Linked DNA regions of Homo sapiens: regions 1 and 3 are each linked to region 2. Evidence: chromatin contacts called from ENCODE Hi-C or POLR2A ChIA-PET data. All regions are on one chromosome and are shown on one strand. Each heading gives the region's core, a stretch centred on a gene start or an enhancer-like site at or near the end of the contact. The rest is flanking DNA. Distances are from core to core; before and after follow the strand shown. Region 1 has its middle 600 kb from the start of SNORD151. Region 2 has its middle 380 kb from the start of SNORD151. Region 3 overlaps LOC124901626 (a long non-coding RNA gene).

Evidence for each region. Hi-C counts contacts between places; a loop is a spot of excess contacts on that map. ChIA-PET counts read pairs that join two places held with the same protein, here RNA polymerase II (POLR2A). Pooled maps may share reads with other maps.
Region 1: a map of Calu3 shows a loop between it and region 2 (3-fold over the local background). The contact joins two enhancer-like sites. A Hi-C loop is called at or near these places in 3 of 168 maps with a recorded cell type or tissue (Calu3, IMR-90 and endothelial cell of umbilical vein), 1 of 37 single-sample maps with no recorded cell type and 2 of 50 pooled maps. POLR2A ChIA-PET finds 5 or more read pairs at or near these places in 1 of 52 experiments (HEK293).
Region 3: a map of PC-3 shows a loop between it and region 2 (8-fold over the local background). The contact joins two enhancer-like sites. A Hi-C loop is called at or near these places in 2 of 168 maps with a recorded cell type or tissue (PC-3 and PC-9). POLR2A ChIA-PET finds 5 or more read pairs at or near these places in 1 of 52 experiments (endothelial cell of umbilical vein).

The regions. Positions count from the first base shown.
Region 1 is chr7:46,858,338-46,861,768 of GRCh38, forward strand. No RefSeq gene overlaps it. Among named protein-coding and RNA genes, the nearest start is that of SNORD151, 600 kb to the right of the region's middle. Within about 2 kb of position 1,759, at least 3 of the 41 ENCODE cell types and tissues checked have a DNase peak (open chromatin) inside an H3K27ac peak, as active enhancers do.
Region 2 is chr7:47,086,980-47,090,496 of GRCh38, forward strand. No RefSeq gene overlaps it. Among named protein-coding and RNA genes, the nearest start is that of SNORD151, 380 kb to the right of the region's middle. Within about 2 kb of position 1,957, at least 2 of the 41 ENCODE cell types and tissues checked have a DNase peak (open chromatin) inside an H3K27ac peak, as active enhancers do; they include PC-3, where a contact is called at or near this core.
Region 3 is chr7:46,907,379-46,910,960 of GRCh38, forward strand. All of the region lies in intron 1 of LOC124901626 (a long non-coding RNA gene), which reads right to left. Among named protein-coding and RNA genes, the nearest start is that of SNORD151, 560 kb to the right of the region's middle. Within about 2 kb of position 1,578, at least 3 of the 41 ENCODE cell types and tissues checked have a DNase peak (open chromatin) inside an H3K27ac peak, as active enhancers do; they include PC-3, where a contact is called at or near this core.

The DNA of each region.
Region 1 (3,431 bases), core at 509-3,008, 230 kb before region 2:
ATTATATTATATATATTATATTATATATAATGTAATGATAAATATATATTTATATAATATATGTATATTGTGTAAAATGATAATATATATAATATATGTATATTATATAAAATGATAATATATATAATATATAAGAATAGTTATCCTAACAAGTATAAAGTTGTATCTCATTGTGATTTTGATTTGCATTTCCTTAATGCAGATTCAATGTAATCCTTGTCAAAATTCCAATGGGATTTTGTACAGAAATAGATGCAACAATCCTAAAATTCATATGGAATCACAAAAGATCCTGACTAGCCAAAACAATCTAGAGAAAGAAAAACAAAGCTGAAGGCATCACACTTCCTAATTTCAAAACATATATGGCACTGGTGTAAAGACATCTAGAGAAACGGAACCGAGTAGAAATCCCAGAAATAAATTCATGGATATACGGTCAACTGGTCTTTGACAACAGTGACAAAAATACATAGAAAGGATGGTCTCTTCAACATGGCGCTAGGAAAACTAGATATATACATGCAAAGGAAGGAAACTGGACCCCTCTCTTACCTGATAGACAAAAATCAACTCAAAATGCAAAACTTAAATGTAAGATCTGAAACTATAAAACTTCTAGAAGAAAACATAGGGAAAAGCTTCACGACATTGGTCTTGGCCATGATTTCATGTGTCTGGCACCAAAAGCACAAACAACAAATGCAAAAATAGATAAACGGGGCTACATCAAACTACAAACTTTCCACACAGCAAAGAATAATTAGTAGAGTGATAAGGCAATCTATAGAATGGTGGAAAATATTTGTAAGCCACATGTCTAATAAGGAATTAATATCAACAATATGTAAGGAAACTCCTGCAATTCAACAGGAAAGCAACAACAGCAACAAAAGACCAAACAGCCCATAAAAGAGTGAGACTTGAATAAATGGGACCCAATTAAGAAAGAACGTGACTAGATATCTCTCCAAAAATATATACAAATGGCTCTCAGGTATATGAAAAGACTGCTTTCCCAAGCACTGCCTCCTAAATTCTGGACTCTTGGGGAAATAGATTTAAGCTTTCTAGAACACTTTTCTATCACTGGCTGATCTTTGGCCCCTTTCAGTTCCTTCCGTTTTCTAGAAAATATCTGCATTGGGACTATTTCCTCCACTATAGCCCCACATGTTAAAATACATTGCTATTTTTGTGGGCCCAGGAACAACTGTAGAGTAAGTAAATCTGACATTTCAAAACCAGCTGACATTAAAGCTTCTCCGAATTCCAACTCTGAAAATCTTCTGAAGAATTTAAAATTTTTTTTTTCAAATTTTATATTTTTTATTTCAATAGGTTTTTGGGGAACAGGTGGTGTTTGATCACATGAATAAGTTCTTTAGTGGTGATTTCTGAGATTTTGTTGCACCCATCACCTAAGCAGTGCACACTGTACCCAATGTGTAGTTTTTATCCATCACCACCCCCGACCCTTACTCCCAGATTTTGGGGAAATGCAAAAATTTGTTACTAGATGTTTTCCTTTCAGAAACAAAAAGTGAAGACAACTCCTTGGTTTGAAATTTCCTTCCGAAAGGATATAACTGGGCAGCTTAAAATGAAGCAACCTTCATCTTTTGATGCATGGAAAGATGTGACCCAGCTCATTACTCATGGATATGAAATCTAATTGAAAGAGGCATACTGTCTGCTGGAATCACTTGGCAGCTGTTAATGGCTTGATTCAGGCAGCTCATCCTCTGGGAAGCATGTCTCCTTGCCAGGAAACCTGAGCTCACTTCCTTTTCCCTGCCAGTCACCCACCCACAGCCATCGCTGTCACAGGCCCCTTCCTTCCCACTCTAGCTGCCCACCTGCTCCTTTCCCAGCTCCTCTCTCATCAAAGCTATCTTTGTTCGTCTGTCTCAGCACTGGGCATCCCCTTTAATGGCATCACTCTCTGTCCAAACCAGATAACATGTGTCCTTATTTCTCATGTCATTTCCGGGCCCTTGGCAGGCCAACTTTCCCTGACTCACACGTGCTGGCCCCTCCTTCCCATCGCCTGAGCTTTCCTTTCCCTCCCTCTCTCCTGACCCTACATTTCCCCCTCTTGTCCTGCACTGCCCTGCCCTCCCATCCGTCCCTTCACTCCCTTCCCTCATGAAAGGCTCCACTTCTTTTGTAATTCTGTTAATTATCCAATGTCTTGCCTCTCTCCCCATTCTCTTACCTTTCCGTAAACCCACCTCTGACCCATTTCCACTGGCCACAACTGCTCTTTGCTTCCTCTTCTTGATTCCATTTCAACTTTCCACTTTTCCTTCTATCTGAAGTTGACAAATGGGTTCATAGTGCTCTGAATTTTAACACAGCCTTGTCCTTTGATCACCCTGGCTAAGCCTCAAACCCCCAGGCGGAGGTGCTACCACCATCTCCATTCTGCAGTGAAGGCTTCTGCACTTTCTAGAGTTTGTGAACTCCAGTGGTGGAGGCAGCGGGCCCAGCACCCTGCGGAGGAGCTGAGATCCTATCTGCCCCCTGCCTGCTCTGAAGTCTTTCTTCACAGCCGGCCTCTTGATGGGAGGGTTAGGTGGCAGGGATCTCATTCTCCAGCCCCACCGCTATTAGATCTCCGCCAGCAAATACAATTTCTCATTCACCCCATTCCTCCCTCCTCCACCTCACCCTCCCTCTATGTCTTCCTTTTCTTCCCTTCATTTCTCGACAAGAGAAAAAATGCATAAAATATGCCTTTCTTCTTATTGTTTTCCTCAAGCTGCATGTTTGGGGTCTCAAAATCATGTTGTGTGGTGGGGAACTGTTCTATGCATTATAAGATGTTTAGCACTATCCCTGGTTTCTTCCATTAGAAGCCAGTAGCCGCCTCCTTGTGCACCTCCCCAACTGTGGCAGCCACAAATGTCTCCGCATTGCCACGTGCTCCCATGATGTGAGAACCACTGTCCTAAAGCAGCACGTGAGTTGTGAGTGGTCCCATTCTTCAGCAGGAATTAGATAACAGGTTCCTGAGGATTCTTTGTGGAGCAATTCCAGGAGGAAGTAAGTCAGCAAAGAAGCATGGGAAAAGCCTGGCTGAATACGAGCCATGGGTCTGGCCCAGCCTGCCATTACTGCCTAACGGGCACACCTGGATGTGATGTTTGCTGCCCAACCTCTGGCTCCTCCTCTGTAAGATGCTCATTGTTTTCATCCCACTAGTCCTCTTTTTGCTGAGAACAGTGCCCAGAGTGTGCTTTCACAGGGACCCAGGGAAGGGAGCATGTTGAGCGGGGAGGGAATTAAAGCCAATGAGGACTGCGGATGGGGACAGCCAACACCAATGAGAGAGCTACAGAGCTGGACGATGCAGGACTAGATGGAAGCCGAGGAGAGGCTAGAGGGAGGCCCTCTGAGAATGGCGGGGTGAGCATATTTATGCTTAA
Region 2 (3,517 bases), core at 707-3,206:
TTTATAGCAGCCTAAACAAACTGAGACACTAGAGATAGAGTGCAGGGAAAACAAAACAAAGCAAAACAGAACCAGACATTTGAGAGATCTCTTCCCATTAGGATTCTTTAATTGTCATCTAATTGCTGTTCAAAAGAATTGATACAGAGTCAGAACAGAAAACAAAAGCATGTGAAGATCCTTTAACAGCTTCGTAACCGTCAGCCATCCAACAAAACACTGAAGTTCATGCCTATCTAATTAATTTTCTGGCCATCTAAAAATTTAAAAGGTTTGAACTCAAGACTACAAACAAATACAAATTTTCTTTGAAATTGCATACTATATAAAAGAAGAAAGAATGATTTGCCAAGTAGACTATTAGACTCATAACATGCTGACATTCATAGAGAGAAGGCGGAGCAAAGAGACAGGCTTTATTTTATTAGATTTTGTCTTCCCAGCCCTCGCTGGAGCCATTGGAGAGAACTCCATCTAGCTGAAAGACCTGAAACTTAGAACCAAAGCAGCCAATGACTACACAGCCCGACTCCTTCCCAACCCATAGCTAGATCCTGGATTACCCATATGTGAACCAAGGCCAGTGTGGGAAGGGCACTGTGGAAAGCGAACGTACCAGGTTCCCAGGGAACAGCCAGATGAGGCTACCTGCTCCAGGCCAAAGAGAGGGAGCAATGCCACACCTCCTCCCAAGGGGAAGTAGCTCAGGCCTCATGTAAGTGAAGAAAGACCTAGACATTTGCCTAAGGACCAGGTTTCTGGATCTCCTCACACTCAGGAGGAGCACAGCCCCACCCTTCTCAATCCAACTTCTGTAGAAGGAGGTAGGCCCCACAAGCCAGAAGAAATTCTGAAGAAGGAGAAAGAGGGGGTGCGTGGACCTTCTCTCAAGCCTGGTGGATGCCTGTAGGTCCTTCTATCTACCAAATTGCACCTTTCCCCAAGTCCCAGATGGAGCAATCATCCTCCCTCTGCCTCCCCACCTCCCGTGGACTTCAACCCTTATATTCATGTTAGAATCTCTCTGCCTCTTCCTCTGACTTGATTGTTTGCCCTGGAAGGCATGAATCAGACATTCACATCACATAGCCAGGATGTGGTGCAGTCTCTGGAACAGTGAGCCACTGAGGGAGTGGGTACTGGAAAGGTTCATAGACTAACAAACACCTCAACGACTGCTGCTAACTTGGGTGCTTCAAGGCATGTGCCTGAATCCCACCCAGAGATCCCAGCTGCAGAGTCCAAGGCCCTGAGCCCAGCCACACAGCTCAGGAGTGATTTCTTCAGGGCAGAAAGGCCAGGGAGACTCCTCCAGCAGCTGTGCCAAATGCTGTGCCCAACTGTGAGGAAACAGTGGCAAAGAGGTATAGGTTAAATGTGTCTGGTAGTGGGCAGGCAAGGAATGAATTGAGGTGGGGAGAAGGCCAGCAGCTCAGCATGCCGGGGAAGGCACGCTGCCACCTGCTTGAAGCAATCCATTTGGTTGACCCTCTGGATGTCTGCACTCAGCCAAAAGCACACGGATAAATGTCCTACATGGCTCACAAGCTCTGTGGATGAGTCTGTGTCTGTGGACAGAATCCTCAGTCGTCCAGGGTGCTGGCCAGCTGTCCTGCTCAGTGGCTCTATGGCCATGAGCAATACCCCTCTACCAGGCTGGCTGGCCAGCTCTGATGGGCCTGGACACACCACACTCCCCAACACAGGGCACAGAAAAAGTCAAGAAATAAGGATTGATCAAATCTCTATCTGGGGACGATAGGTGACATTAGTCTTTGGAGGGAGCCATTGCTAGTTTTTCAAGCAGGGTGGAATGCGAGGAGAGCTGGGCTTCAGAGGTGTATAGAACCAATTAGGAGTTTTGACCCGCCATGGTTTATTTTAGGATCAGGGAACAGGTGCTTGCTGGCTGGCTGGCCCAACCTTCTGAGGCGCCATCCCAGGCCGCATGTCAGGCGCCCTGTGGAATGTTGGTGCCCACCGCGCTGAGCCTGAACTCTACGCTCAGATGTTGCCATCTAGTGGTGACAAGGTGCAAATCTCACCCTTCGCCCTAATGCATAAAGGATCAGGAATTTTAAAAGAAATACTTTTCTAATAAAGCAAATTAAGGAATACTTTTTATTCACTTTTAAACAATACATAGAAAAGATTGCATTTTTGGTTTTGGCCTCTTTAGCCTCCTAAATATATACAAAAATCACATCAAGAATGTAAACTACCAGAAGTCAAGGAGTTGGAGTTGCCCAAGTGCCTTTATTGAGACTACAGTTTCCCCATGGAGTAAATCTCAGTTCGTTACTTTAATTAAACACATGTCAAGAGATATTTGTGATATGAAGGAATGAAATTTAAATTTTCCCTGCATTTCCTCATTCTGATTCCAACTTGGTTACTTACCAGGTAAATGGCACATAAATTCTCTGAGGCTCATACTCTTCACTGGCAAAATGGGAACGCATGACACGATAATAGGAAAAAGTGATGTGAAAAGACGATAAAACCCTGAAGGCACAACTCTGGGTGTGTCCTGACTGCTCAGGTGTCTCCCAGGGCGGCCCATTTGATGACACAGCCATGGTTTCCTCTCTTGAACAGGGGGTCTGTGTCCGCTTACTTTACCTAAGAGCACACTCACCAGCAGCCCCTGCCAAGAGTGTTCAGTTCGTGTTCTGCGCAGTGTCTAAGATATTCCTAATACTTAACAGATGTCAAAAATGGAATATTCATGATAAAAATACTCTTTAGTTTTCCATAAGCTCCAGTGACTAGAATGAGCCTTTCAACCCATGAAAGGATCCAGTCCTGGCTGGATCCAGAATTCAGGGAGTTCTGAATTTTGTGATTTCAAAGTGCTGATTGGTTAAGATACAGGTTACGTTCCTCCTGCACTACCTACCCAGGCACCTTCCTCAGTGATGAGACTTTACTCCTACAGCCCATCTCTTCCTAAATGGATGGCCAGCTCACCTAGAATCTCTCAGGGATTTTGCACTTAGTCTTACTTCCCGCTCCTAATTTTTAGTTTCTCTCTCTCCTTTTCCACTATGAGCAAACACCCTTTTGTCCCTTGGCTGAAGTCGATCATTCTGTGAGAGTGCTGCCCCTTTGGGTTATGGTTCTACTTGAAATTGATCCGTAACAAACACCTCTATGTCCTCATTGTCATTTCCTGAAAGGAGGTGTAAGTCAGGTGCAGGAGACTGAGAAGAGTAAGGCTGAGCCTCACTCACAGGCACACACTGTGGTGGGACAGAGACATCCCACAGTATAGCCGCAGGCCAAGAGCGAGTCCCCTCAGGGCCCCAGAAAAAGGCAGAGTGGAAATGCCTTCAGCAGGCTTACCCCAGCCCCACATCTTCTCCCAGCCCCTTCTTGCCCATCCCCTGGCTGGGGCTCCCACACCTGTTCCTTTCATATAATGGCCCTCTCTTGGTTCCCCAGACATGCAATGGTTCTGGATGTCCCTGAACCTCTGGCCACAAACTGCTCACTGCCCTTTATTGTTGTTTTTCCT
Region 3 (3,582 bases), core at 328-2,827, 180 kb before region 2:
TCTATACAGTGGTAGCAATTTTTCTATCTGCCTCATAATATTGGTGAGGGGGAAAGGTGGTAAAATTTTTAATGTATACATAGAAAAGTGGAAGAAGAGCAGCCGTGGGGTTGAGCTTCTCCTCCTCACATGTTACCCCTGCCTGTTGATGCTTTAACTCAGGCTCCTGTCCTACGGAAGTTTGCTACAAATCCGAGGAGAGCTTTCTACATTGTGTACGGTAGAGCAATTTGGAGCCATGGTCCAAACTTCCAGTGCAGAGAATTAGAAATGGATGTCTTTCCAGTCATCTGTGGGCAGCAGTCACACAGAGAAACCAAGAGCACAGAGGCGTGGGAGGCTTGAGTGTGGCCCAAACACCAGGTGAGAAGGGAAGAGGTCTTCAGGTGTTTGGATCTTTTGTTCACAGATTTACTTCATTTCCAGGACTTCCGAGTTGATGATTGCTTCCACAGCTCCTCCTTACCCACCTTAGACATCCTGTTTCTTGTATTCTGTCTCCTAATATTTCCTCTCCACCTTCCCACTCATTTATTGTCCCTCATAGAACAGCATTTAGTAGCATTTCCTATTTGCCTGGTGATGCATCCATGAGTTTGAGAAGGGGCAGTGTGTGCCTGTGTGCAGAGGGGAGAAAGTCAGCGCGGGGGCTGCAGGGGGCAGGTCGGAGGGCTTGCCTGAGAGGACCGCACCAAAAAGAGATGAGGAGTGCAGGGGAAGGCATGTGGAGGCCTATCCTTCATCTTGATGTTCAAGCAAATAATGTAATCTTAGCTCACTAGTAACAAGGGAATCTCCAAGGGTCTTCACACTCTTTGGCTTCTCTCCCTCTCCTCCTTTCCTCACCTCTTTCTTCCCTTCCCACAGTGTTGGTCTTCCCCTACAATTCTCTCCTATTTCCACACTTGGCCCCTCCCCCTTTACCTGAACCTTTTACCTTTTCATCTCCCAGGGTTGGATCATTACCCTGCAGTTTCCCCTGGAATGTCGACACCATAGACCACTCACTGGCCTAACAGCCCCCCCAGGCAATTTTTGTTTGTTTGTTTATTAAAACTGAACATTACTTTTAAAATAAAAAAAATTACTAACAGTGGATTATGTATGTGAAAGCTAACAATGCTAAATAGTGGCTCCCCACTTTAGTAGGGACAGAAGGTCTCCCCATCACCCCTATCAAGACCCCTATTCTCTTCTTATAAAAAGCTCATATCTACATTCTGCATGGCTTGCCTAGTCCTTGTTAGCATGTGAGCTTGTAGCTCCTGGTCCAGATCCTCATCATGCTGGAAAAGTTGGGGACCCAGGGCCCATGCAGCCAGATCTTGGCCCAAGGGGACCCTTACTGACAGCAAAGAACTTAGTCAAGCCCCAAGAGCATGGACTGTAACTCAGGAGGCCTGGTCTCCAAAGCTGCACCCTGTTTGAAATGTGTAAAGGGCAATTCATATGACCTTTCTTAGCTGGGCAATGAGGAGGGGACATCTGAGGTTTTCAAGAAGGGCTCCTCCAACCCCTAGGGTGCCACAATTTCTGCCATAACTTAAATGAAGCATGTAAGGAAAAGAACGAAGGAGAGCAGAGGTCAGCAATGCAGGATGTGGTTAAAAATAAATAAATAAAAGATTTTATTGTAAGAACAATGAGAACCACTGGAATGTGTTAGGCAGAGAGTAATGTGATCCAATTTCCAGCTTTAAAAGCCTAGTGGGTTGTAAAGAAACACAGGTCCAAAAAAAAAAAAAAAAAAAAAAACAGAAAACAAAAAACAAAAACAAACAAAAAAAAGGAGACTAGTCAGGGAGCTGTTGCAGTTGTCCAGGAGAGAGCACTGGACTGTGAGTCAGAAGACTGTATGGGGGTGTCAGGTGGTGGTCTGGACAAGGTGTTCATAGAAAATTTGATGATAAATGGAAAAGACAAAATCAACAGAACATACCAATAGATAAGATGTGGGGAAGAGAAAAGAATAATCCATAAGGACACGTAGATATGTGTTCCGAGCACCAGGGTTGAGAGTGGTGCATTTTACAGAGTTTAGAAGGGAGCACAGATTTGTGAAACCAAGTTGAGTCTGGGGAGCAATGCGTAGCTCAATATTGCTGAAATAGACCATACAAGGGATTGGGAAATGGGGCAGAAAATGAAGGAAGAGATAGGTTATAGAAGGTATGGTACATCTGGATTTTATCTCGAAAGTGTCTTGACACCCCCCATACCTTCTTTTTCTCATAGAAATGTTGGCATGACATTTAGAATGTTCTCTCTGGCAATGGTGGGGAGTTTAGATTATAGGCGAAAAAGCTAAAGGGAAGAAGACAAATGAAGAGGCTGGAGCAAGTCAGAGGATGACTAAATCCTCCCCGCTAGCTACTTCCCTGAAATAAAATTACCCATTCCCTGACATCAGCATTCTTTCTGCCAATTCCCTTCATTTTGAATGCAAATTCCAAAACGTGCTTTCAGCTAGGGATAATTATCTAATTATCTATTATCCGGGGTGTATCGTTTCATTTTCCCCTCTTCCTCCCCCTTTATTCAGTGTGTGGCTTTTGGCGGGCTTGAGAAAGATATGACTCAATTGCCTGTCAGCACAGCTTGGGTGAGGAAAGAACATCATGGAAAAAAAGGAATCGAGCTTGTCTAGGGAGCAGAGAGGTAATTGATTACTAATTACTGAAACATTATGTCTGAAGGAGGCAAGGCACAAGCCTATTTTCCAAGGCTCCAGGTAATTAGCAAACATATTTAAGATACTCGCGATGGCTCCAGGGGAGAAACATCTGAGAAGGAGGTTTCTTCGCCTCCTTATAAGGTCCATTTATGGCTTTTGCGTGATGAGCTTCACACTCCCAAGCATGAAGGAGGGAATTGGGGTTGGGACCAAGGGCTTCCTTCAATATTGCCATCCAAAGGCAGGTATTCCAGAGTCAGCCCCTAGGGTTATCTAATGGCAAGGGTAAGAAAAAAGCAGCAAGGAAAGGAAGTTAAATAACTGAGCTCTTCACTTTCAAAAAAATGTTGAGGGTAATCTTTCAAAAACACAAGTCTAATCATGCCACTCCTCTGCCTGAAAGTCTCCAGTGACTTCCCTTTGTCTGAAGAGTTCTAGATTCTCAATGTTGCTTACATGGCACTCAGCCTCCTGTCCCATTGCTCCTGGAGAAAGACTGGCTGAGGATGATGTGTGGGCCACCTGTCTTGCAGTGCTCCCCGAGGACCATTCTTCCTCTCAAACCTGAATGTGTGCATCAGCCGTTTCTTATGACAAGCACTGTCTCCTCTTTTACTGTCAATTCTTCCTCACCCTCTTTGTAGCTCAAATGTCCCTCTTCCAGCAAGGTTTCCCTATACCCTAATTGTTGTGAAGTTCAGCCCCCCTTTTTTTAATGAACTCTATTTTTTAGAACAGTTTTAGATGCAAAGGAAAAATGCAAAGATGGTACACGGTGTCCTCATATTTTCCATACTCAATTTTTTCTATTATTAACACTTTACATTTGTATGGCATGTTTGTTACAATTAATGAATCCATGGTGATATACGTTTATGAACTAAAGTCTACCATTTATTCAGATTTTC